2 separate regions of the Homo sapiens genome follow, and region 1 is linked to region 2. The links are chromatin loops, found by intact Hi-C in ENCODE. Cell type or tissue: heart left ventricle. All regions are shown on one strand. Each heading gives the region's core, and the rest is flanking DNA. Links, peaks and the distances in the headings are about the cores only.

Region 1 (3,019 bases), core at 234-2,733, 140 kb after region 2:
GTCCATGCTGCCCGGCACTTGCAGCAGGCACTTCTGGCACTGGCTAAATATTTGGGCTGCGGAGGGCAGTTCAAGGGGCCAGGGCAAGAACAGAGCCCAGCAAGAAGTGCAGGCGGCCGGCTGGTTTTTCTCTCCCACCTTCCTTAAGCCTGAGGCAGAGCATGGCCCACAAGGAAAGTGGAGTCTGTGTCATGGGCCAAGTCTTACTCCTCAAAACAGTGTGATGACTCTGTATGGAGAGCTCTGTGTGAATACTGAAGCTCCATAGCTGATAGCTGTCGGTGTAAGCCTACTGTCACTGTCTAAAAATAACCATCACTGTCTAAAAATACCGTCACTGTCTAAAAATACCATCACTGTATCGATAGCTGTCTGTAAATACTGGAACTCTGTGGAGCACGCTCTGTAAATACTGGAACTCTATTGCTAGCTGTAAACGGTGTAACTCAGTATAACTATACCGTAACTCTAAAAATACCATAACTATGTGTCGACAGCTGCCTATAAATGCTATAACTGTATTGGTAGCTATGTATAAGCAGCCTACTCTGTATCAATAGCTGTCTGTTAGAAAGCTGACATCACATTGTTGATCTAAAGCAAGCTTGTCCAACCTGCGGCCCGTGGGCCACATGCAGCCCGGGACGGCTTTGAATGCTGCCCAACACCAATTCATAAACTTTCTTAAAATGTTACGAGATTGTTTTTGTGATTTTTTTTTTTCTTTTAGCTCGTCAGCTATCATTAGTGTTAGTGTTATTTTATGTGTGGCCCAAGACAATTCTTCCAGCATGGCCCGTTTCTTCCCAATGGGGTTTGCGTCCTATTAGAGACCCTGCACGGCCCTTCACGTGAGTTTCGTGTGGAGTCACGGTGCTGCCCCTTTTACTCTGATCAGCCCTGCGACCCCGTCCTGGAGCTCCATGTGGGCTCCTTGCAGACACCTCCACCCCCTCAACAACCCAGGGACTGGTGCCCTGGGACCCCATCCTCTCTGCACAGAAGGTCCTGACTGCCTTCTGACTCGTAGGAAACCTTCCAGCAGCCTGCTAGACTCGGCTTAAATCACTGAACTTCACTGGAAGGGCCTGGAAATAACTTCATCTCCTCCTTACAAGGCTCAGAGGCCTCAGAGCTCACTCAGGTAGCACAGCCAGGTGAGCCTCAGAGCAAGGTCAGGACACAGGCGGTCTAGCCGCCCTGGAGCCTTAGGCCCCGGGATGGTGTCTGAAGTTGTGGAAAGGGGGTGTCCCAGTGCGGCAGGGGCTAATGCATCTCCCCACGCTCACATGACTGCAGCTCCGAGCCCAGGACACTGACCACACCCAGAACCCCGGCGAGGCAGGCAGGACGGACGTATGGCCGTGCAGTTGTGAAGCAGGCCTTGAACAAACTGCCCTGTGCCGCCCTCAGGTGGGTGACTCATGGACTTCGCCCTGCAGGGGTGCCCTGGTTGTCGCCAGGCCTGCAGTCGGCAGCTGCTCAGCTTTGCTGCAGTTTTCCTGCTCGATGTGTGCTGCTGGTGAGGCCACCAGGCCTGTTCTTGTCAAGAGAGACCTTCCGGGAGCAACAGATGTTACAGGAGAGACTGGGGATGCATGGACAGCTTTTCAGAGATGAGTGTTTGTCACGTTCCTGCCAAGTACCTGTTTGCCATTTGTATGCCTTCTTTTGAGAAATGTCTATTCAGATCTGTCCATTTTTAAATCGCGTTATTAGATTTTTTTCTATTGAGTTTGAGCTCCTTATGGATTCTGGTTGTCAGTCCCTTGTCAGATGGGTATTTGTGCAGCTGTTTGCTCCCATCCTGTGGGTTGTCTCCTCACTATTGATTGTTTTATTTGCTGTGCAGAAGCTTTTTAACTTGATGTGATCCCATTTGCCCAGGCCATGTCCCAGAGAGTTTCCCCAATGTTTTCTTTTAGTGGTTTCATAGTTTGAGGTCTTAGATTGAGGTCTTTAATCTATTTTGATTTGATTTTTGTACATGGTGAGAGATAGGGGTCCAGTTTCATTTTTCTGCATATGGAGTTCCAGTTTTCCCAGCACCATTTATTGAAGAAACTGTCCTCTCCCCAAGATATGTCCTTGGCACCTTTGTCAAAATAAGTTCACTGTAAATGTATGGATTTAATTTCTGGCTTCTCTATTCTGTTCCATTGGTCTGTGTGTCTGTTTTTATGCCAGTGCCAAGCTGTTCTGGTCGCTGTAGCTCTGTAGTATAAATTGAAGTCAGGTAATGTGATCCCTCCAGTTTTTTGTTTGTTTTTGTCTTGTTTTGTTTTTTGCTCAGGATGGCTTTGGCTATTCAACGTCTTTCGAGGTTCCATATAAATTTAGGATTATTTTTTCTATTTCTGTGAAGAATGTCATTGGTATTTTGATAGGGATTGCGTTGAGTCTGTAAATTGCTTTGGGTAGTATGGACATTTTGGGTAGTATGGACAATATTGATTCTTCCAGTCCATGGAGTATGTTACCATTTTTTGTGTGTGTCCTCTTCAGTTTTCTCATGTCAGTGGTTTATAGTTTTCTTTCTTTTTTTTGAGACAGTCTCGCTCTGTCATCCAGGGTGGAGTGCAGTGGTGCGATCTCTGCTTACTGCAAGCTCCGCCTCCCAGGTTCACGCCATTCTCCTTCCTCAGCCTCCCGAGTAGCTGGGACTACAGGTGCCTGCCACCGCACCTGGCTAATTTTTTGTGTTTTTAGTAGAGACAGTTTCACCATGTTAGCCAGGATGGTCTCAATCTCCTGACTTCGTGATCCGACTGCCTCAGCCTCCCAAAGTGCTGGGATTACAGGTGTGAGCCACTGCGCCTGGCCTTATAGTTTTCATTGTAGAGATCTTTCACTTCTTTGGTTAAGTTAATTCCTAGGTATCTTATTTTGTTTGTAGCTATTGTAAATGGAATTACTTTCTTGATTTCTTTTTCAGATTTGTTAACTGTTGGCATGTAGAAATGCTACTGGGGCTTTTTTGGTGATTTTGTATCCTGCAACTTTACTGAATTTGTTTATC
Region 2 (2,742 bases), core at 243-2,742:
CCACCAGGGCCTCCGTGAGGTGGACTTGCCAGGCAGGTCCCGGCTCTGATCCCCCCATGGATCAGGGTCCCCACGTGCACACTGTGTGACCCTCAGCACATCACGGCTGCCTCAGAGCTCCTGAGCCCACCGTCCCGCCCGAGTGAGGGTGCACACGGGCCCTCCCGGCTGCCGTGGCCTCACGTGGACACTGCAGGGCACTAAGCCCCGGTCGAGGCTCGGGGACCCTCCGTGACCTTAGCAGCGTCCTCGAGGCTACAAGTGACAAACTGCTTGTGCTGAGAAATGGAGAAGCCGCGTCCCTTCCCGGCCCCATTGGCTGTGCGGAGTCACTCCGGACACTGGTCCCCTCCTGGCCCCACTGGCTGTGCCGAGTCACTCCGGACATCGGTCCCTTCCCGGCTCCACCGGCTGTGCCGAGTCACTCCGGACACTGGTCCCCTCCTGGCCCCACTGGCTGTGCCGAGTCACTCCGGATACTGGTCAGCGGGGGCTGAGGGGCGGGGAGGGTCCAACCTCCACCAAAGACTCAGGTTCCAAGGGGGTCTTGGGCTCTGGATACCCCAGCACAGCCTCCACCACAGAATTCTACATCCATTGCTTCCAAACGCTGAGGTCCTGGGTAAGGATCAGGGTGAACAGAGGACTCCAAAGCTTACAAGAAAGAAAAATCAGGCCGGATACGGTGGCTCACACCTCACACCTATAGACCCAGCACTGTGGGAGGCTGAGGCGGGAGGATCACTTGAGCCCAGGAGTCCAAGACCAGCCTAGGTGGCATAGTGAGACCAGGTCTCTACAAAAAACAATTTTTTAATTAGTCAGGCGCGGTAGCACACGCCTGTAGTCCCAGCTACTCGGGAGGCTGAGGAGGGAGGATGGCTTGAGCCGGGGAGGCGGAGGCTACAGTGAGCCGAGATTGTGCCACTGCACTCCATCCTGGGTGACAGTGAGACATTGTTTCAAAAAAATTAAAAAAAACAAAAAGGTAAGAAAGAAAAAGCAAGTCTGGGGAGTGCTGGCCCCGGGCTGGGCCCCTGCCTGGGAGCCTAGAGGTGGGGTCACCCCATCCTTCCTCGGATAAAACGTGAAGCGGTGGAGGAAAGAGACGGGCATCAGGGAGTCTCCCAGATCAGACACTCTGGGATCCTAAACTGGAGTCAGCGTTCACATTTTGGGCGGTGGTCTACTTCCTGGAGACACCAGACCGGGTCTCCCGCGTCCCCCAGGTCCCAGCACGTCCCAGCTCGGGACTAAGGCAGAAACAGGAGCTGTGTGAGGAGCTCGGGGCCAATACAGAAACAGACACCATCCTGCAAATGCTCCCGTCCAAACCAGCCCGGCGCGGCCAGCTATTCTTAGCGCACAGGGACCCAAAATTAAAACAGAGGAAGCGCCAGCTCCCTCAGTGGTTTGGGAACTTCCCTGAATATAAGGTTCCAGCCACAAAAATCCCCCAGCCGGGAGCGACAGGGCGTCAAGGATGGTGGGGAAACGGCTTATGCAACGCCGGGCCAGGTGCGCCCAGAGGAGATGGGAACCGCTGTGCCCTCTTCCTGCCCCAAAACCGCTCCAGCCCCTCTCAGGGGGAGGGTGTCTCAGGGGACCCCTCCCACGCGGCGACAGAGGCCTCCCAGTGAAGGCAGGAGTGAGCGGGTTCAGACAGAAGAGAGGGAGCGTGCAACTCCTCCCAGGAGGCTGCACATCATCTGTTCTGTGTACTGGAGTATCCCCAGCAGCACAGGAGCCCCAGACCCAGGGTGGGCACCCCAGCAATGCCCCACAGGTGCATAAATGAGAAGCTCATGGGGTGCAGAATCTGATGAAACAGCCGCCCCAAAGACTGTGCGAACGCGCCATCCACAAAACACAAGAGCCGGCATCGCCGTGGGGCCGGGACAGGCCAGCGCCAGCAGGACACCGTCTCTCAGCTGGCCCATGGCCATCAAATCCTTGTTCCCCAATCAGACGACGCACTTCCAAGAGGGAAACCCAGGGTTGAACTTGCTCTCCCAGCTCACGGGGCTCCATCCTAAACCATCCCCCAGGACTCTCCCCAGTCCTGCCCTTGGGCGTCCTGGAACTGTGGCTCCCTCCTTAGGAATCACACCCACCCAGGCTGGCCTTCCAGGAGTCAGCCAAGCCCCCTAGAAGACACCAGGCCATTCACCTCCTGCCATAGCAACCAGGCTGGCCTCGGGCATGGAGTGGAGGGAACCATCCCAAGCAGGGGATGGAGGAGAGGCCGAGGACCCCGGCAACACCCACCTGGCTCAACCCCTCCTCGGCCGGGCTGGACCCCGGGACCCCAGGCCCCGAAGGAGAGGGCTCGGAGCAGACGCTGTCCGGGGCTGCATTGGCAACAAGCCCACCGCCACCAGGTTCTGCTGTGTCACCCCCAACCAGCTCAGAGGAGCCCCTGGCCCAGCGGTCATGGCTAGGTAAGGACAGAGTGGAGGGGTGCGGCCACCCAAACCACAGGCGCTGGCTCCTGGAGGCCTCTGCCCAGCGATGGGACAGAAGGAGCTGAGGAGGAGACCTGAGGCCATAAGGGGACACCTCCAAACTATGAAGGAACCCCAAGACCATGAGGGGACCCCCTAGACCACAAGGGGACCCCAAGACCATGAGGGGACTCCCCAGACCACAAGGGAAATCCCAAACCATAAGGGGACCCCTAGACCATGAGGGGACTCCCCCAGACCATGAGAGGACCCCAAATTATGAGGGGACCCCAAGACC

The links. Peaks named below come from ENCODE experiments on the same cell type or tissue, not always from the same donor. Only the 100,000 strongest peaks of a DNase experiment are listed, where the experiment ranks them.
Region 1: a loop joins it to region 2, with 2.2 times the contacts of the local background. A loop is called at or near these places in 12 of 110 quality-filtered maps.

Annotation. Positions count from the first base shown.
Region 1 is chr7:730,971-733,989 of GRCh38, forward strand. The region is part of intron 2 of DNAAF5 (dynein axonemal assembly factor 5); the gene reads left to right. Among named protein-coding and RNA genes, the nearest start is that of PRKAR1B, 5.2 kb to the left of the region's middle. RefSeq lists an enhancer at 1-395. In heart left ventricle, for the core only: a CTCF peak has its summit at 1,417 (motif pointing left); a DNase peak (open chromatin) is centred at 1,411; H3K27ac peaks cover 1,121 bases.
Region 2 is chr7:592,070-594,811 of GRCh38, forward strand. All of the region lies in intron 7 of PRKAR1B (protein kinase cAMP-dependent type I regulatory subunit beta), which reads right to left. Among named protein-coding and RNA genes, the nearest start is that of PRKAR1B-AS1, 9.4 kb to the right of the region's middle. In heart left ventricle, for the core only: no CTCF peak of the experiment used is centred there; DNase peaks (open chromatin) are centred at 1,362 and 1,878; H3K27ac peaks cover 332 bases.